3 separate regions of the Homo sapiens genome follow, and regions 1 and 3 are each linked to region 2. The links are chromatin loops, found by intact Hi-C in ENCODE. Cell type or tissue: natural killer cell. All regions are shown on one strand. Links, peaks and the distances in the headings refer to the core of each region. The heading gives the core; the rest is flanking DNA.

Region 1 (6,787 bases), core at 829-5,828, 59 kb before region 2:
GAGAAGTGTCTGTTCATGTTCTTTGCCTGCTTTTTAATGGGGTTGTTTGGGTTTTTTTTCTTGTAAATTTAAGTTCCTTGTAGATTCTTGATACTAGACCTTTGCCAGGTGGCTAGATTGCAAAAATTTTCTCCCACTCTGTGGGTTGCCTGTTTGCTGTGATGATAGTTTCTTTTGCTGTGCAGAAGCTCTTTAGTTTAATTAGTTCCCATTTGTCAATTTTTGCTTTTGATGCAGTTGCTTTTGGCGATTTCATAATGAAATCTTTGCTGGTGCCTATGTCCTGAATGGTATTGTCTAGATTTTCTTCTAGGGTTTTTATAGTTTTGGGTTTTACATTTAAGTCTTTAATCCATCTTGAGTTAATTTTTGTATGAGGTGTAAGGAAGGGGTCCAGTTTCAATTTTTTGCATATAGCTAGCCACTTCTTCCAGCACCACTTACAAACAGGGAATCCTTTCCCCATTGCTTGTTTTTGTCAGGTCTGTTGAAGATCAGATGACATTAACCCACTTTTCTACCAAAAAAAAAAAACCCCTCTGTAGTAAATGTGTATATTTCCTAATGAGTACTAATTTGGCCATATCCCCTAGTTGTGATATCTAATTTTTTGTTCATGTCTAAAAATACATCATTTACATTTTGAATGCTTTCTAAGCCTCAGTTATTTAATGTTTAAGAATTTCCCAGGCATGTCATATTTTGTTTTGTTTTTGTTCTTTAACTATCTTTGTAGCAGTCTGGGTCCACTCAGGAGATGGGAACCCCAGGGGGAGCATCATATTTAATAGAATTATTAGGTATGATGAGAGAGTAGCTGTTAAGAGGTGGAAGTTCTGTGTGGTATCGTGGGGGTGGAGGGAGGGGGACCTAAGCAGGGGCAGACCTGGGAAAGCCCCAGGGAAGGACCAGCTTGTTAGGGAAGGTGTGGTTCAGCAGTGGAGAGCAGGGACAGCCGCTGGTTCAGGCAGTCCAGCACTGGTCTAGAGATGCTGTTGGTCACAATAGGCCACCCTCTGGAGTACAGGCTGGGGAGCAGTGGCTTGAGGCTGGGCCTGCGGTGTGAGTTCGGGCACCAGCACGTCCAGAGGTGCCGGACATGCAGAAGGAACGATTGCTCAACGCAGGACTCTCCAGACCACGCGGGCTACATGGGGTTTGTCGAGGGAGTCCAGAGGTGGCTGGCCATGTGGAGCTCTGGGTTCGAGGCCCAACAGGTGTGGCCCCAACAAGGCTGCAGGGTTGCAGAAGAACTAGGTGCCTCTGTGGCCTGAGCCGGGAACTGCGGGAACCGTTTTCCTCCAGCAATGTTGCTCCATCACCCTCTGCCCAGAAAGCTTAATGTGCTCACTCTAAAGGAGAAACATGACCGGGCCCGGTGGCTCACGCCTGTAATCCCAGCACTTTGGAAGGCAGAGGCAGGCGGATCACGAAATCGGGGGATAGAGATCATCCTGGCTAACATGGTGAAACCCCGTCTCTACTAAAAATACTTAAAAAAATTAGCCGGGCGTGATGGCGGGTGCCTATAGTCCCAGCTACTCGGGAGGCTGAGGCAGGAGAATGGCGTGAACCCGGGAGGCGGAGCTTGCAGTGAGCCGAGATGGCCCCACTGCACTCTAGCCTGGGCCACAGAGCCAGACTCCGTCTCAAAAAAATAAAAATAAATAAATAATAATAATAATAATAAAATAAAGGAGAAACGCTTAAGGGAATTCTGTTTATTCAGAGAACATATTGAGGGGTACATTCAGAATTGGGAGGCAATGAATTGATAACTGACACAACCTTTTTGTCATTCCTTTCTAATTGTCCCATTGTAGTCAGTGGGTGTAGCCAGTACAGATTCTTTGTAGAATGTCACATTTCTTTTGTGGCCTAATGCTACATAGGCAGTTTTGGTTAAACCCATGTGAGTATGTGTGTGTGTGTGTGTGTGTGTGTGTGTGTGTGTAAAACCTCCGCCTTCTCTATTTGTTAGGTACGGGGTTCTAAATAAATCTTATTGTTATTTAAATTTTTATATCCCATCTCATTTTTGTCTGGTTAATTTGATTTTAATCTCTCAATATGAATGTGGCTATTAATTTCACCTTTTATCATTATTTGCTTGGTTTATATTTTGAAGCTATGTTGTGAAGTTTATAAAGGTACATGATGCTCTTGGTGGATTATTTTTGTTATTAATGGGAATTTTTCCTTTTATGCCTTTGCATACTTTGTTGTTTACATTCATTTTGTCTGATTAATATTGCCATATGAGCCTTCTTTTTATTAGCACTTGTCTGGTGTATCTTTTCCTATACTTTTATTTTTAGCAGTCTTCGTGCCATTTTTTTCAGGTGTCATCAGAAGAGACTAAGCAACTCATGGCTTAATTTTCTAAAATAATCTGAAAATCTATGTTTTTCAACAGATGGACTAAAAGAGAGTATAAAGAGCACTGCATTCATTTGCTCAGGCTGCGGTAACAAAACACAGACTTGGTGTCGGAATCCATAGAAATGTATTGCCTCACAGTTCTGGAGGCTGGGAGTCCAAGATCAAGGTGTCAGCAGGGCTGGCCTCCTCGGGCCGTCTCTCCTTGGCCTTGATGCCCCTGCATGTGTTCTTCCTTCTGTGCCTGTTGTGTGCCCCTGGGGTCTCTCTGTGTACCCCAATTTATCTTTTTTTTTTGAGATGGAGTTTTGCTCTTGTTGCCCAGGCTGGAGTGCAGTGGCGCAATCTTGGCCCACTGCAACCTCTGCCTCCCCGGTTCAAGTGATTCTCTGCCTTAGCCTCTGGCAAAATGCCCTTTTCAATCCTCCCTGCCATTGGCTACTTTTAGGATCCTGCTGATTGGTGCATGTTACAGATTGCTGATTGGTGTGTTTTACAGAGTGCTGATTGGTGCATTTTACAATCCTCTTGCTAGCTACAGAGTGCTGATTGGTGCTTTTTTACAGAGTGCTAATTGGTGCATTTTACAATCCACTTGCTAGCTACAGAGCGCTGATGCATTTTACAATCCTCTTGTAAGACAGAAAAGTTCTCCAAGTCCCCACTCAACCCAGGAAGTTCAGCTGGCTTCACCTCTCACAACCACCCCAAGAAAGTTGAGGGTGAAGTGCAGGCCATGCACAGGATGCTGTCTTGATACTGAGAAAAGGAAGGTGGTGTTAACCACAGAATTTCATGGCCAGGGGTGAGAGTTAATGTAGCAGAGGGGCTCTCCTTGGAAGGGCTGTCTAGAAGAAGAGTGTGTAACTCTGGGCAGGATAGGAAGAGGTGACACCTCCATGAGAAAAGGGACTTTGTCTTTTTTGCCCCTGTCTCCCCAGCCTGTGGCTGGTGTGTGTCAAAGAGGCAGAGTCATTCCTGTGTAGTCATGATGGTTAGTTTTGTGTGTTAACTTTGCCCAGCTCTGGTGCCCAGTTGATTTGCTCAAACACCAGTCTGGATGTTGCTGGGAAGGTAATTTTTGGGTAAGATGAACATAGTAGACCTTGAGTAAAGCAGACTGTCCTTCATATTTGGATGGGCCTAATTCGATCAGTTGAAGGCCTTAAGACCAAAGGCTGAGGTTCCCCGAAGGGGAAGGTCGGCCCCCAGACCCCCTTGTGACTCAAGACTGGAATGTCAACTCCTCCTGGAGTTCCCAGCCTGCCGGCCTGCCCTGCAGATTTCAGATTTGCCAGCCTCTGCAGTCATGTGAGCCAATTCCTTGAAATAAATCTCTTTTTATATATCCTGTTGGTTCTCTTTCTCTGAAAATTCCTAATACTGTAGTTTTTTCATCTGGTGATCTATTTGGCTATCTCACTAACTTCTGAGTTGGGACAGCCTCAGAGTCAGAAGTCATGTGTCTCCTGGACCCTCCATCCCCAAAGCACAGCCCCATGCCAAAATATGCCTTTATGTTAGTAGCACTGCCCAGCCCTGTTCAGTTTTCTGAGATCCAGTTCCTACAAGACTGTGGCACTCAGTACTTTTCATCTCATTGGGTTCTGTGCCTCTGGGGCTGTTGCCTCTGAGACCAGATCCCGGATCCTTTCTTTGTGGGCTGCTCCACCCCTGCTGTGGAAATCACACAGAAGGCGGACAGTACATGTGGACAGGTCAGACAGACACACTGATTGGCCAGCTGCAGCATGGGGAGCATGGACTCTGCCCACAGCTGTGGCGAGATGGCTCTGTGGTGAGATCTGGGCTTTCTTGTGTGCTGAGGAATGGGAGCGTTTGCCATCCTTATCCAAGCTGCATCACTCAGGGCTGGCCCCTCTGAGGTTGCACTGTGGGCCCCACCCCAGCCTCTGAACGAGAATTGGCATACCAGCCAGATGCCTAGGTGATCTGTGCATGTGCTGCAGGTGGAGAAGGTCTGCACTAGACATCTCCAGAAGGACGATCTGGGATCAGGGTTAGACAAGGCCCACGTCTGCTGCCCAGCCCTCTCCTCTTTGATGTCCTTTCTGCACCTGACACCTCTTCTTGACATTCCCTTTCCTTGGTTTATGTGGTAAGACCTCTCTGTCCACAACAGGAATGGTCTTACCCATCTTCTTCTCCTACCATGTATTAATAGTTCCCTGTGCCTTAAACCCCTGATTCAAAACCTGCTTCCTCAACTCTCCAAAGTCAGCCAAGCGAGAGGTTATGGGCACAGTCTTCCACAAGACTGCCCTCACTTCTGACACCAGCCCCAAATTCAGGGGTCCTCAGGCCCATCCTTACTTCTTACCAGCTGGTCAGGGGTTCCCATGACCAGTCTTAAATTAGATAATTTGCTAGAATGACTCACAGAACTCAGAACACCATTATACTTAACAATGACAGTTTCATTATAGCAAAAATTTACAACCCAGAACCAGACAAAAGAAGGAACACCTGGCTGGGCGCGGTGGCTCACGCCTGTAATTCCAGCACTTTGGAAGGCCGAGGCAGCTGGATCACGAGGTCAGGAGATCGAGACCATCCTGGCTAATAACGGTGAAACCCCGTCTCTACTAAAAATATTTTTAAAAAATTAGCCGAGCGTGGTGGCGGGCGCCTGTAGTCCCAGCTACTCGGGAAGCTGAGGCAGGAGAATGGCGTTAACCCAGGAGGTGGAGCTTGCAGTGAGCTGAGATGGCACCACTGCACTCCAGCCTGGGCGACAGAGTGAGACTCCATCTCAAAAAAAAAAAAAAAAAAAAAAAAAGAAGAAGGGACACCTAGGGTGAAGTCTGGGAGGCTTCCAGATGCAAAGCTTTGGCGTCCTCAGAGATGCATTATCCTCCCAGCATCCAAGTGTGACAGTAATCAAAGAGTATTGCCAAAAAAGGAACCTCACCTGAGCTTCAATGTCTAGAGTTTTTATTTGGGATTCTTTATGTAGGTATGATGCATGATGAATTGAATCAGTGAATTGATTAAATTGTTGGCCATGTGGTTGAGCTCAATATCTAGCCTTCCCAGAAGTCAGGCTGGTAGCCCGTGTCTCCTGTCTCAAAGCCCCAACCCTCTAGTAGCTAGTTGGCCTCTCTGGCATCACCAACCTCCATCCTGAGTCATCTCTTTTGCATAAACTTTGGAACGCACCACGAATAACAAGGACACTCCTATCACTTGGAGATTCCAAGGATGTAGAGGCTCCCTCCAAGGTACCAGAAGGCCAGCCAAGTTCTTTATTACACACCAACTGATTGCCATGACTTAGTGGTTAATAAAGAGTGGGGCTTGGGGTTCCTTTAGATTTCAGGCCTGACACAACCCCTTGGATATAGACTACATGAAATGAAAGTGTTAGGAAGGGTGTATGCATGCTATTTGTTTACTTTGAAGAGTGACACTTGGAACCAATGTCAGTTTTACAGGCTGCCCTGACTTGCTGGGGCACAGACTGTGAAGTGCATATTCAGAATGAATGAAGTGTTACCCTACAGCAGTGGCTCTCAGACTTGCAGGCATCAGAATCCCCTGGAGATCTTTTAACATGCAGACTTCAGGGTCCTGCCCCTGAGTTTTCATTGGTCTGGGGGAGGGCCCAAGAGTTTCTGTGTTTGTGGAGTTCCCAGGTGACACTGATGCTGCTGGCCCAGGGACCACACTTCAAGAAGCCCTGGAATAGACTCTGTGGTGGGTGTTTGAACTTTGGATTCTTGGCCATAGGTTTTTACATTACAATGACAGAATGGGAAGTTTGGCAGGAATAAAGATGACTTCCACCCACAGGCTCCCGGGGAGGTCCTTCTTCCCTGGGCCCTGGCCTGGTGTCTCTGTCTAGCAGCTAGCTAGCATTCAGGTCCCAGGTCTCACATTTTGGCTGGACTTTAATGGCAATTGATGGGCAAGTGCAGGCTGTTCTTGCAGGGGAGGGAGTGCTGCCTCTGCTTGGGCTGCTAGGCTTGGGGCCTGGTCACCTGGGGCCACTGCCCTTCCTTCAGTCTTGCCAGACAGGCAGAGGAGTAAGGGCTTGCTACCGGGGCAGAGAACATCGAATGATTGCAATCGTGGGGTCATTAGGATTAATTAGTAAATAGCCATCAGATCTTAAAAAATAGATTCAGGAACAGCCTGGGAGGGCATTTGGGTGTGGTTTCCCAGTTTGAGGGGAAAGCATGAATCGACTACTATCTCAGGTAGGGCTCTGGTGCTGGGACCCTGCTCAGGCCAGTTAAGTGACAGTGGATGTGGCCTGGAAATCCTGTTTCTCTCATGTTCAGTGAGGGTGGAATTAGGGGTGTGTGTGGGGACCTTGGGGGCGCCATGTGATGATTAACTGTAGTCTGTCTCAGTTGTGGAAGCTGCTAATGTGTTTTTCTGGGAC
Region 2 (6,787 bases), core at 938-5,937:
TCCCAGTTGAGGCCAGGTCCCGTCTGCACTTTGGAACCTCACACGATCTGATGTCGTTTGTCTCCTGTCCCTTTTGCTCGCCCCTCCACTGGCTTTTGACCACGTCTGTCCCACCCTGCATCTATCCACACCACCCCGCTCTACCTGCCCCTTTTCTTTCACAGCCGGAATCTGGGAGTGGCAGCCTCATTGTCTGCACCTCCCCTGCACCTCTCAGCCCCCTCTCTGGCTCCTGCCCCGGTTCCTCTGAAACAGCTCTTTGAGGTCACGACTGACTTCCTTGACACTGTGCCCAATACACGAGGTCTCCTTGTAGTTGGCCTCCTGCTAGCATGGGTGTAGATGGGCAGGCCTCCCTTTCTAAGCCCCTTCTTTTCTTGGTACTTAGCAGAGCAGAGTCCTGGGGCTTCATCCTGCCCCCTTGCCCATGACCTTCCTTGCAGACTCATCCATGCCTGCAGCTTCACTTGGCACCTGCAGATGGTTCATTCCCAAATCTGTTTTTCTAACCGGGACTCCCGAGTCCAGCCGCCTACTGAGCATCCAGGCTCCTGCCACTAAACTTGCCTGGAATCCCCAACCCAAGCTCAGTCCTCTTCCAGGCACCCTTTCTCAGTGAGGGGCAGGTCTGTCCATCGAGCTCTGCAACCATTGTCTAGCGTCCTCATCTTCTCTCAGACTCCAGTCCACCTTTCCGTCCTGTTGATGGACCCCTAAATCCCCATCTGTTGCTGTCTCTCCATTTCCGTTGTCACCCTGTCCGTACCATCATCACCACTCATGTGCTGGGATGGCTACAGTAGCCTCTCAGCTGCTCTCCCTTCTTCCTCTCTGCTGCCTGCCCCTCTGCCAGAGTTCATTTCTAATGAAGGAGTGGTTGGGCCACTTCCCTGATGGATACCCTGGAGTGACAGTCCTTATGGCCTGTCACCCGTGGCCCCAGGGTCCTCACATCTGGCCAGCGCTTCCTCCCCACCCTCGACTTGTCTCAGCTGCTGGCCCATGCCCTAGGCCTCGGCAGTCCAGACATCCTATAGATCTTCTAAGGTGTCATTGTCTCTGCACCCTAGGGCCTTTGCACCTGCTCCCGCCTCAGCCTGGGAGGCTTTCTCCTCCTTTTGCCTTATGGCTTGTTGATTCCTTCTCCTCCTCCAGACCTCAGCTTAAACAGCAGCCACCCCCAAATTCCTCACCAGAGCAGCCTCCCTGTCCCTTCCTTCCCAGGGCCATAGCCTCCCTTTTGAGCATTCACCATGGCCCATCCTGATGCATTTGTTCTGTGGCTGTGGGACTGATGTCAGCCTCACTGTGTAGCCTGTGAGCTCCATGTTTCTGTCTTAACACCGGTCTTTATACAGTGGGTTCAGAAATGCTGAGCACCTGAACTCATGACAGTGAACTTGGGCAAAGCCACGTGACCCACTTAGATGGTCCTTATTTGTAAAATTGGGACCCTGAGATTGCTTCATGGCGTGGTTGAGGACTGGGTGGAACTGTACCATTGTTGCACAGAGGTCTGGTGTGTTGGGCATGAGGGCTGCACTCCAAGACTCCGTGCCTTTGCAGAGAGCAGCGGGCCTTGTGGATGCACCCCCACACTCCCACATACACCTGTGCTCCAGCTCCACCCAGCCACCTCCTCCCAGACCCCCAGGATATACAGGGACAGGTCTTGGAGCTAATGAGACCCCCTGGGGCCACACTGGCACCTTAGAAGCCTCTGTCCACCACCCATGTTCAGGATAATTTTCTTCAAAGGTGGCAGGAGTGGAGACCCTCAGGCTTGAAGCTGTGGGACTCCCCTCCCCTTCCCTCTCCAGAGGGCCTAGGGTTTTCCTAAGCGGTGTTTCAAACAGAGGCTTCCTCTGGCAGGGGAGAACCTGGAGCGCCTTATTCTTCTCCAGACTGTGCAGATACACTGTGCATATGCCTATGTGAGTAAGATATACGGTGTGAAAAGGATAAATCACTCTCTGGGGAGACAAGATCTTTAAACCTGTATCTTGATTATCTTGTCATTTTGTCTCCCTCTGGTGGTCTCAGCTTAGGGTCAGTGCAAGACTTGAGCAAAATAACAGCAATTTCTACCCAAACATGTAGGGCTAGCTGCTTTCATTTTCTAACGAAGCTGTTAGATTTGGGTTCTGCGTTTCCTGCGGAAGTTGAGAGCTGTGCCCATGAATCTGATATACTCCCCACACCATGCCGCCCCCACTGGACTCTTCTCTGGGTCTGGGTTCTCCTCCCGTGGTGCGTGTGAGTGGGAGGCAGGATGCTGGGGCCACCTTGGACTCGATTGTTTCTCGCTGAACAAAAGAGCAAGGCAGGCATGGAAGGCCCCCAGGCAGAGGTGGGTGGTGGCTGGAGTTGCAGCAAGGCCCTTGAGTGCTTCACTGGCCTCATCCCGGAAGCAGGCATCCGTGGGTGCCAGTGGTGACCCCCTGCCTGGGATGGGGCATCCTTCACACACAGCAGTCTGTGCCCAGATGGGCCCCAGAGCTACTGACGCTCACTTCAGGGGGAGACGAGGCCAGTCTTTCCCAAATCTACTCAAGGACATGGGTCAACATGGAAATGTGAACCTCAGAAGGGTCTGGTGCACTGACCAGGGCCACCCTGGGGGCTGGCGAGGGAGAAGCCAAGGGGCAGTGCCTAGAAAGGTAGGAGTCAGATTCCAAAGGGAGGGCTGGCCTCCCAGCCTCCCCAGGGCCTGGGGCTGACAGGGTGCCAGGCAGCCCCTGCCACAGAGGGGACATAAGGACACTCGCCCAAGGCCCTGCTCACCTGCTGGGGCTGTGAGGCTGGGGTACCTGGGGCGCCTGGAAGAACCAGAGCTTTCCTGCAGAACAAAGTGACGCCATCTAGTGGTCAATGAGAGCCACTGCATTGGGCCCCACTGGGTGACTGGGGCTTCACTGGGGGGTGCCTGTTGAGCCATGCTCACTGGGGACGGCAAGGTGGTGTGAGGTAGTAGAAACAGGCCTACCTCAGGCGCTGGGAGCCTTCCCAGCCCCACAGCCAGATGCCATAAAAGGCAGCACAGGGCATGTCTGGCGAGCCTGTGGCAGCCAGGGCTGTCATACACGCTCTCCAAGCCCCCCAGCTAGGCAGATGTGCACACTTCACTCTGAAGAAGCGCCAGGGTATGGTGGGGGTACTGCATTGGGATAGATGGGTCCTGTTCCCTCTGTGGGGCTGCCTCTGATTCTCCTGGTGACAGGAGAATCCCGGTGTACCCTCTGAGAGACAGGTGGACAGGGGTTCCTCCCCTGGTGCCACCCCTGAATCCCGCAGTCCCCCACATTGGTGCCTGCAGCCCTGCCCAGCTGGGAGAAGGTTTATCGGCTCCAGGGCAAGGGGTGAATGGAGGATATTTAAAAGCCGTGGGAGGACCCCATTGATAGGACTCAGTTAGATGCACAGGGGAGGGATGGGGGTCCCTGTGGGGAGAGACGGCTGGGAGCACAGGTGATCCTCTGACCCCAGGGGCACGCAGACCCACTACTGCCCAGGAAAGCAGGAAGGAGGGCCAAGTGGGCTGAGCACCAACGCGAAGCTCCCCACTTGGTCTGTCTGAGCAGGTGAGGGAGGGGCAGCCAGGAGTTTGAGGCAGTGGAGGGGTCTGGAATAACTCTTGCATGGAGGAAGAGTCTGAGTTTCCCAGAGAGATAGATGAGAGTTGTGAGGTTGTTTGGGGGGCATTTGGGGTCAAGAATTTATAATACATTTATCATGGCACTCATTTGCCCTCTTGGGCAGCTTTTTCCAGCCTCAGGTCCAGAGAAAACAGGTTGGAGATTTGCTGAACTCCTGTGGGCAGATACACAGGACTGGGGTCAGGGAACTGAGGATACTGGGCGGATGTTATTGAAGTGGTGGATGGCAGCGCCCAAGCTGGGCCAGTTGATGATTTTAGCAACAGAATGGGTTAGAGGTGAGACCAGGGATCAGCTGGCTGAGGGAGGGAAGAGGTCAGGAGGTTGCTGGCGCGAGGGCTGGGGAAGTGCAGGATGGCTGGGCCCGTGATGCTGGAGGGACTCAGGGAGGGGCCAGCTGGAGCAGGAGGGGAGCCAGGAAGCCAGGGCCAAAATCCCCAGTGGAAGGGGCTCTGGCCAGGAGGTGGGCAGTCGGGAGGGATAAAGCAGGTGACATGGCCAACATGGGTCTGAGAGGACAGCCAAGCCACGGTCTAGGATAGCTCAGAGGTCGGCTGACTGCAGCCCCAATCGCAAATCCTCCTGGCCCCCTGATTTTGCATATAAAGTTTCCTTGGCACACAGCCACACCTCCTGTTTTACATACTGTCTACGGCTACCTTTACGCCTCAGGTACAACGGTGAATAGTTGCAACAGAGACCACAAAGCCTAAAACACGTACCATCTCCCCCTTTACAGGAAAGGTTTGCCCACCCCTAGCTGGAGCCTTATTGTCTGGCATAGGAGCCACTCAAGATTGGTTTGTGGGCAACATGGACAGGACTTGGGGGTTGGTTGGATATGACTCTAACATGTGGCTCTTTATATTTCAATTAATTAAAATTACATACAAGAAATGGGTCCAGTCCCTCAGCTGCAGGAGCCTCAGTGCCAGTGCTCAAAGCCACATGTGGGTAGCGGATCCTGTATTGGACACTGCAGAGATAGAACCTTCCATTGTGGCTGGCAGGAAGTTTGTTGGGTCACGATGGTCTAGGGGCAGCAGATGGAACAAGCATGATGTTGCCAAGCCTGGGCCTGCGGTGTGATGGGTGTGAGGAGCTACACGGGTGTCCTGAGAGGCTACAGACAGGCAGGAGCCCCTCAGGACAGATGCACAAGGACAGGCCAAGGAGAAGCCCAGGGCACAGTTTCAGGTCACCAGCATGAGTTCCGGGGCTGTGGGGAAGGCATGGAAAGTGCTGTTGTGTTTGGGATGTGACGCCTTCTGGATTTGCAGCCTGTGATTGTCATCTTGAGTGACAGTCAACTGGAATGCTGGCATTGTCCTCCTGACACTGTTTGTGCAGAGTTTTCTGGCCCAAGTGTTGATTTCGCGCAGTTACTTGCAGCACGGGGTAGTGAGGGAAGCAGACCGGCCGCCCGTGGCTGGCTGCAGATGGCAATGGTTGGGCCCTTCTAGTTTGCCCCGCATCCTGGCTGCCGTGTTCCTTGTGCTATGGCCAGGCATGCAAGTTCTTTGTTCAGGGGACTTCTCCTCTAGGAAGACTCTGACTCTGTGCCCTCCTTCAGTTCCAGGGCCCTGCGAACCAGAAGACCTCATCGACGGGATCATCTTTGCTGCCAATTACCTGGGGTCCACCCAGCTGCTATCAGAACGGAACCCTTCCAAAAACATCAGAATGATGCAAGCGCAGGAGGCCGTCAGCCGGGTCAAGGTAGAGGTGCTTCGAGGGCCCCTCGCGGATGCCCGCACACTTTGGGGGGCACTAGCAGGAGGGAATATGGCGGGGCGTAGGCCCTCTTCCAGCTCGGACTGCACAGCCCTCAGCACAGGGGGCAGGAGCGGCCCAGGTGCCAACGAGGCTGAGGGAGGCTTGCGCCTTGGCTGGGAGAAAGCTGGCTGGGCAGAGGCAACCAGCTCCTTAACAAGAGGCCCACGGAATCCCAGAAATACGACCTTTAAAGATCATCGTTCCAAAGCATTCTAGTCATCAAACAATCCCAAATCCCAGTTCAACAGTATGTGTATTTTTAGTGCCATTCAGAGTGCTTCAAGAAAGGGTGAAAAATAAATCACGTTTTATTTAAATTCAGGACCTCAAGAAAAACTTTGACCTGCTTGTAGCTCTAAGTGCTCATTGGATTGTCTGGTTTTGAACATCGGGTGAGGCCGGGCAAGGGGAAGATGAGGCCACGTCAGCAAAATTAAATGGGGTCGGCGGGGAGGGGATGCAGCCATCTGAGGTCTCAGCTCTCTGAGCAAGACAGGATCTGCAGAGGCCCGCCAGCCCAGGGGTGAGAAATGGCAGCAACCTCCTCCCCAGCCCTCACCATACACAACCTCCTCTAACAGAAGCAGAGAAGCACCATGAGGCCATCCGGGGTGGGCAGGAGAAAGCCAGGTAACCCAGGGCAGTGCTGAGCCCTGCTGGCCAGTGCCTCTCAGCAGAGGCCCGGCCCTCCCATCCCAGACCCTTGCCTTGCTCCGCTGCCTGGAGCTCAGCTCCCCTTCCTGCCGGCTGATGGCATCTTTCCTGTCCTCCATAGATGGGGTGGTTGGCAGTCATTTCTAGCGCTCCAGGGACACCTGTGTGGGCTTCTCTTGGTCAGTGTGTGTGCTTGAAGTGGGCAATGGCTGTCCACCCGTCCCTGCTGGGCTTTGCTAGGCACCAGACCTGAGAGTGGGGGCATCAACCACCAAAGTGACATAACCTCACGCACCTTCCTTCTCTCTGTGCCAACTTGTTTTTCTTTTCTCTTCCATGCTGTCAGAGGATGCAAAAGGCTGCTAAGATCAAGAAAAAAGCGGTGTGTAGGGCCTTGAGGCCCTGGGACAGTGTTGTTTGCTTGTGTTTCCGTGGCTTGTCCTGGGCAGTGGGGGCTGGGGGGTTCCCCTGGGGATCTAAATAATGTTGCAAAGCAGCTTTTCCTCTTCCCTTGGTAGGTGAATCTTAGATGTTTGTAAATGAAACTACAGACACTTCATTTTTTTAACCACCCATTTATGGAAGGATTTATTAATTCTTCTTTCTTAGCATCTCCTGTGTACTGTATGGATAATGCTGTGATGTTCCTGTTTTACGTGGACATTTTAAATTGATATGACATTTAGTTGATATGACAACGT
Region 3 (6,732 bases), core at 1,733-6,732, 160 kb before region 2:
TAGCGGGGGCCTGGGAATGGGAGGCCACAAGGAGGTTCCAGAGCTAACTAAAGCCGCTGAGACTCAGAGGGAGTCTCACGCCACTGCCTCCTGTGCCCCCATCCCCTAGCAAAGTGGGACTGATGAGGGATGACCTTGCGTCCTTCTCCCCTGTTCACTGGGACCTGGTGCTGTTGCCACCGTGGGCCCAAACATCCACTGCCCTTTTAGCAAGGCAGCGCTGCTCCATAGGGTCCAGCCGGGGAAGCATCTGGCTTTGCACAGGTGGAAGATCATGACTATTTCCAGAGTCTGTTGCCAGGCTCCATGTAGTTCAGGAGTTGTTTCTCCCTCTGAGAGTCCAAAGTGGTTGTTTTCCGGAGTTTGGCAGTACCTAAGGGTTAATTGGGATGTTATTGTCTGCATTTGGCTTAGAGATAGGAAAGTTTTATGTTTATTCAAATTATCAGTAATTTAAAATTACAATTTTAGTCTTAATTGTACGTATTTGGAGATCCCATTTAAGTCTTTGGAAATAATTGCAGAGTAATATTTTGGGAAGTTATATTACAATGCACAGACGTTCAAGTGGAGAAAGGTCCCTGCGTGTGAGCCTTGGCCTGGCAGAGGGGCATCCAGGACAGGATCTACAGCACACAGCCCTCCCAACTGGGTCTGGGCATGGCTGCAGCTGAGTCTAGCCCTCCTTTCTGTGCTGCTGCATCCCAGGGGATACGGCCACACAGGCCACAGTTGCCTAGACCGACCTGGTGTCAGGATCACTGTCTCTGCTTTGGTAAGATGTCCTTGGGAGGGGAAGGGAGCCAGCCAATGAGATGAGGGGTAGGAGGGTGACAGGGTGGAGCAGACCCTCATGCTGGCAGAAGAGAGGTTCACATTCACCAGGGAGCAGGTTTTTCTGAACCCTGGAGAGCTGAGGGGGGCACCTGGAGCACCCCTGCAGTCCACAGCATGGGGTGCTGGCTTCTGTACTGTAGTGCAGTGCCATGAGGTACCCATCCCTTGCAGTGGGGTAGGGTTTAAAACCCAGAAGGCAGCCCTCCCTGGAGCACAGCCCCATGGTGTTTAGAGACCCTCTCCTCTGAGCACATGCAGGATGTGACAATGCAGGTGGGCCTAGTGCTGCAGTCTCAGAGACACCCATGGGCTTCTGCCATGCTTTTTATCCACCAGGGCAGTAAAAGCAACGTCCACAGTGGCTTAGCCTCCTGCAAAGCCTGTGGCAGGACAGCCAGGGTTCCCTGACAGTGGAGATGGTGGACGGCCCCATAGGGGGTTGGTCCCATCTCGCCAGCAGAAGTGACCTGTGTGGCCTTAGTGGTCAGTGCTGCCTATTGTGATAGTGGATTGTTTAAAGCCAGGTCCCATCGTGGCTCCTGAGGGAATGAAAATGAGGGGTTCTTTGCTGTGATCTGATGCTTGTGTTCCACCAAATCCATATTTTGGAATTCTTATCCCCAAAGTGATGGGACCTTTGGGAGGGAGACATTGGAATTCACATTCCCAAGGAGATGGGGCCTTATGGAGGTGTCTTAATCTGTATTCTGCTGCTGAAACAGAATACCACAGATTGGGTAATTTATAATGAACAGAACATTATTTGGCTCAGAGTTCTAGGGGCTGGGAAGTCCAAGGTTGAGGGTTGCATCTGCTGAGGGCCTTCTTGCTGCGTCCTAACATGGTGGAAGGCATCATATAGTGAGCGAGAGAGGGAAGGGGGCCAAACTCATTGTTTTATTAGGAACCTGCTCCTCAGTCACTAACCCACTCTCGCGATAATGGCATTAATACATTCATGAGGGTAGAGCTTTCAGGACCTAATCACCTCTTAAAGGTCTCACTTCTCAACATTGTTGCATCGGGGATTAGGTTTCCAACACATGAACTTTGGGGGGGCACATTCCAACTATAGCAGTGGGTGATCAGGTCCTGATGGTGAAGCCCTCATAATGGGATCAATGCCGTTTTAAAAGAGGCTGCAGAGAGAGCCTCCCGCCCTCCACCATGTGAGGACAGAGTGAGAAGCTGCCGTCTCTGAGCCATCACGCAGGTACTCACCAGGCACGGAATCTGCTGGCTCTCTGGTCTTGGACTTCCCAGCCTCCTGAACTGAGACAAGCCACTTTCTGTCATGTATAATCTACCCAGTTTATGGTATTTTGTGAGAGTACCCTGAATGGAATAAGACTCCCTTCAAACAAATGTCCTGCTCTTTGAAAGAGAGTGTGGGGCTCACAGTCTGCTAGTAAAGACAGTTGTAGGAGCAATGGCAAGCCCACACTGGCTCGGATTTTCAGACCTTATCATTGAGTTAGGAGCGAAGTCCTCGACCTGAGGTTTTATTGGTCCAAAGTCAGGGCCTGCTGGAGCCCGACAGGTTGCGTGCTTGGCCTGTGGAGCAGTTTTCTCCAGAGCACCTCTATCCCCTCTGCCTTGTGCCAGGCCCAGCAGGGACTGAGGGTAGAATAATGACAGGCACAGCTCCTCCCCTCAAAGAGTCCACTATCTGGGGTTTGATGCTGGAGCGCAAGGAGGGGCTGCCCACATGGGCGGAGCAGAGGGCCTGGGGAAGTTCCAGGAAGAAGTGACTGTGTGCCGAGGCTGCAGGAGTAGAGGCAGCCCAGGAGAAAGGGGGGCATGGGCTGGAGGTGGGGGTGGTTCCAGGCAGAGAGAGCAGCTTGCACACGGGAAAACAAGGCATGGAGTGGGCAGCTCCTTCCGCCTGGTCTCTAAACCTGTGAAGAGGGGGCTGGGGAGAAGAGACGGGGGTGGAGGAGAGCAGGACTCACAGGCCAGCCAGCCCTCCACAGCCTTGGGAACAGAGTGAAGAGCTTGGACTGTGTCCTATGTCCTGGGGCCGGTGCCACTGCAGGCTTTGGAGCCAGGAGGGACTCAGTGGAGCTTGCTGTGTATGATTGTGAGTGTGGGGAATGGTTTGGGGTGGGAGGCAGGACAAGCAGCTGTGGACTCCTGTCTGCAGGTGAGTGCCAGGGCTCAGTGTGGGTTCTGATTGGGCTAAGTAGGTGCCCATCTGCCTGGAGTCCAGCTGTCCTTGTGTGGTCTGTAGACCTTGTTGTCAAGGTCTGGCAGCTCAACGCTGGTCTTTCTGAGATAATGAAAAGGGAAAACTTTAGAGGCAGGACGAAGACCTTGTAGTGACCAGTGACATCCCCACAGGGTCTAGGTGTGCGAGGTCTATTGGCGCCTGTGTGGGAAGGCGGGAAACCAGGGGCTTGGGGCCAGCTACAAATGCCACACTGGGCTCTGCCTTGGCTCTAGGTGCTTTGGTTGCTGGATTTGGTGGTGGCTCAGGGCAGTCACTTGTCATTCTCAGTATTTTATCCCCTGGGGCCTCCTCAGAGCCATAGGAGATGGTTCACCTCTGAAGGACTGCCCCATGCTGTGCTTGGTAAGCTCGGTCACCCAGGGCTGTCACAGAGATGGGCTATGGCCCACATGGGCTGAGCGGATTTCTGCCCTGCCACCTACACCTTGCTGTGATTACTTTGGCAGTGTTTCCCCGTCAGGAGAGCAGGTGGGAAGGGAGGCAGGTCCCTGAACTGGGATAGAGCCCGGAGACCTGGGTGTCCTCTGCTCTGTTGTACTGACACGCTGCGTGCTTATGAAATGAGGGCAGGGGTTCTCAGTGCTCCCATGGCATGGTGACTATAATCCATGAATGATGCCCACACAGTTCCTGGCATGCTCAGTGTAGCCTTGTTGTTGTAAGAGAAAAAAGCAGGGATTCTCCACTTCCCCACAGAGTGAACTGGAACGAGGAGAGACTGGTATTTCTCCAACACTAGGTTTCTTTGGATTTTTATGCTGGTTGATACTCCCTAAATCACAGGTCGCCTTAAAGAGAGCAAGAGCCCTGCACGGTGGCCCGGACCCTTGGGGCCCCTTCCATCCGATGCACCTCGTGGCCCAGTCTTTACCTGCTCACCATGCACAGCACTTCGCATGGGTTTGGAAACGTGTCATCTGCATGGCAAGGATGGGAATGGGGAGTGGGAACCTGCAGTTTAGGGTCCAGGCGGGTGGATTTTAATTTGCCCCTGGGGGATTCTAGGGCCAGCAGAGCTCACTGCCGCTGCTGTCTGGGCCTCCAGGCAGTGAGCTGCTGGGGGAGCCCCTCTGGAAATGGACAGTGGCTGTCAGGGCGTAGGACGCTAGGGGGCGAACAGAGGAAGTAGAGGTATCTGGGGCTGAAGTTCAAGGTTGCAGCATGAAGTTCAGGGTTGCAGCGCCCAGCCTAGCAGGGCAGGGTTCAATCTGCAGGACTGGCATGAGGAGGCAGAGGAGTCAGCCAAGCCCTCCCCTCAGCCTCTCTCCAGACACTACAGATCCAAGGCCAGGTCTGCATGAGGACAGCCACCTGGTCTCGGCTGAGGTTACAGGAAGGGAGTCGGGGCAAGGGCCAGTGAGTTTGTTCCTAATTTGGGTCCCCTAATTGTCCAAGAGAAGAAGAAAAGGCCTAATTTCTGTTTCGCTAAGTTTTAGACTACTTTAGTTCATGTTCTTTAACAATAGGTTATTCATGCAGAGCTCATCTCTATTAATCAAAATGTATGATTAGGCAGAAAGCCCTATTCCCACACCAGAGTGGTGAAATGCAGTGCATGTGTGTTCAGATCAATTTTTGAAGTCTTGATTTTGTTTTGTTACATGTTTATTTGATTGCTTGCAGAAGAATGAAGTTTTTTGGCCCTCTGGAAAATTTTTCTTTCTCCTGAGAGGTTTTCCAATCTAGTAGAAAATAGACGCAGAGTTTGGCTTGCACTGATTGCGGCATTAGAAGCGGCCCTGTACATTTTAATGTGGAAGACGTGATGGTTTTGCGTTTGCTCCTCCAGTTGTGCCCCATAGCTGTCTTTCTGCCAGCTCTCTTGCACATTTAGTTCTTGAGTGAGATGTTCTAAATAGAAGCCATGGTCCATTCAGTCCCCAGCCTGCTGTCCTTCTGTGACCCGCCAGCCAGCTTTGCTTAGGGAGCTATGAGCCCCTCCTACTAGGCTACAAAGTCATGGGCAGGAAAAGCATTTGTGCACAGCCAGGAGCAGAGCACCCAGGCCCAGGTCTGTCCCGGAGCCATGTGGACCTGGCGAATGGCTGTTCAGGTCAGAAGGGGGTTTGGATACACCGGTTCTGTGTTTCGGAGGCCAGCGTAGTCCCCAGTGTATTTCGCAGAAGTGATAGCAGCTTTATTCCCAAGGCACTAGTGCCTGCGCGTTAGGCACGTGCTGGGTGCCTGCTTGAGTGTCTCCTTTGTTCCTCTCTATCACTGGCTGTCCCCTGCAGAGGCAAGCGAGGCAGAGAGTTGGCTGGTAACAGCCAGTGTCCGCAGAGCCCCAGGGCTCCCTGACTGGGCTGTGCCACCTGGGGACAGGCAGATAGACCCCAAGTAAAGTTAAAGGGAAGCACAGTGGGGCCTGCACAGGATGTGAGTTGGAGGCTCTGGTGAAACTGAGACTTGGTGGGGGATGGGAGGCAGGGGCCCTGCTGGGACAGACAGGAGACCAGGGGCCAGTGGCAGAAATGGTCCTCGATCTACCCTCATGCAGATGGTGGCCTCTACCGGGAGCCCTGTGTGTCTCTGAGCCTTAGTCTCCCTCCCTCCAGTCTGCGAAATGGGCATAATAGAAATGATGCCTCTCACTAATAAATCTGTGCAGAAAGAGAAAGCAGTTTGCAACTGCAAAGCATTATTCAGGTCTTCCTGGCTCTACCTCCAGGATCGTATGCCTCCGCTCTCTCACGAGACACAGGCCTCCCATGTGCCCGGTGGTGGTCTCGAGGTCATCTGAGCCATCATCCACCCCTCTATACCGGGGACAGTGTGCTGCCAGGAGGGGCACCAGAAGAGGTGTCATACAGTGGCATGCTGAGCTAGGATTTGAGGCACTTCCTGCCTCTTCTAGTTCCTTGTGGGCCGGGGGTGCTTTGCTCAGATGGTGCTGGGGAGGAAGGGCAATATCTAAGGATGTATTGAGAGGGTCACATTCAGGTGTGCCATCTTCTGAGGGACAGAACCCTGTCACGACAGTTTTGCCGTGACTGAATTCCCACATTGCAGAGTGCGCTTGGGGTGTGGCTCTGAACATCGCTGGCAGGTCAGGTGGAGCCTCGCTGCTCTGGGGAGCTGTGCCCAGGTTCCCTCGGTTCCTGAAGCTCAGAGGTTGCAGGAGAAAGGGCCTCCTGGTGGCTGCTTACTCTGCCCCACTGTGAAGTGCCTGGTCACTAGAGTTAGGCCTCTCTCCCACTCCGGGCTTCAGGGATTCCACTGAGGATGGAGGGTGTTGGATTTAGTTTCTTTTTTTTTTCTTTTTTTTCTTTTGAGATGGAGTCTCACTCTGTCGCCCAGGCTGGAGTGCAGTGGCACCATCTCTGCTTACTGCAAGCTCCGCCTCCTGGGTTCACGCCATTCTCCTGCCTCAGCCTCCCGAGTAGCTGGGACTACAGGCGCCCGCCACCACGCCCGGCTAATTGTTTTGTATTTTTGGTAGAGACGGGGTTTGACCGTGTTAGCCAGGATGGTCTCGATCTCCTGACCTCGTGATCCGCCCACCTCGGCCTCCCAAAGTGCTGGGATTACAGGCATGAGCCACCGCGCCTGGCCCCCTTCTGGAGTATTTCGTTCATTAGAAGTAAGTCAGGGACTTAGTGTCTTTAGCTCCAGCCAGTCCTGTGGCCTCTCTGCCACTGTGTGAATGTCCCCAACCCCCCACCTGA

Evidence for each region. A loop is a pair of places that touch in the nucleus more often than their neighbours do. Peaks named below come from ENCODE experiments on the same cell type or tissue, not always from the same donor. Only the 100,000 strongest peaks of a DNase experiment are listed, where the experiment ranks them.
Region 1: it touches region 2 in a loop (2.1-fold over the local background); 3 of 110 quality-filtered maps call a loop at or near these places.
Region 3: a loop joins it to region 2, with 6 times the contacts of the local background. A loop is called at or near these places in 4 of 110 quality-filtered maps.

Annotation. Positions count from the first base shown.
Region 1 is chr15:29,028,811-29,035,597 of GRCh38, forward strand. The region is part of intron 3 of APBA2 (amyloid beta precursor protein binding family A member 2); the gene reads left to right. Among named protein-coding and RNA genes, the nearest start is that of APBA2, 150 kb to the left of the region's middle. In natural killer cell, for the core only: no CTCF peak of the experiment used is centred there; a DNase peak (open chromatin) is centred at 3,131; H3K27ac peaks cover 1,646 bases.
Region 2 is chr15:29,087,846-29,094,632 of GRCh38, forward strand. It overlaps APBA2 (amyloid beta precursor protein binding family A member 2), which reads left to right. Exons shown (of 15, transcript NM_001353788.2): 7 at 5,230-5,375; 8 at 6,433-6,468. Among named protein-coding and RNA genes, the nearest start is that of NSMCE3, 180 kb to the right of the region's middle. In natural killer cell, for the core only: CTCF peaks have their summits at 2,860 (motif pointing left) and 3,073; DNase peaks (open chromatin) are centred at 2,086 and 2,866; H3K4me3 peaks cover 420 bases; H3K27ac peaks cover 1,599 bases.
Region 3 is chr15:28,931,338-28,938,069 of GRCh38, forward strand. All of the region lies in intron 2 of APBA2 (amyloid beta precursor protein binding family A member 2), which reads left to right. Among named protein-coding and RNA genes, the nearest start is that of APBA2, 49 kb to the left of the region's middle. RefSeq lists an enhancer at 4,063-4,562. In natural killer cell, for the core only: CTCF peaks have their summits at 4,167 (motif pointing right) and 4,369; DNase peaks (open chromatin) are centred at 2,554, 4,174 and 5,974; H3K27ac peaks cover 1,497 bases.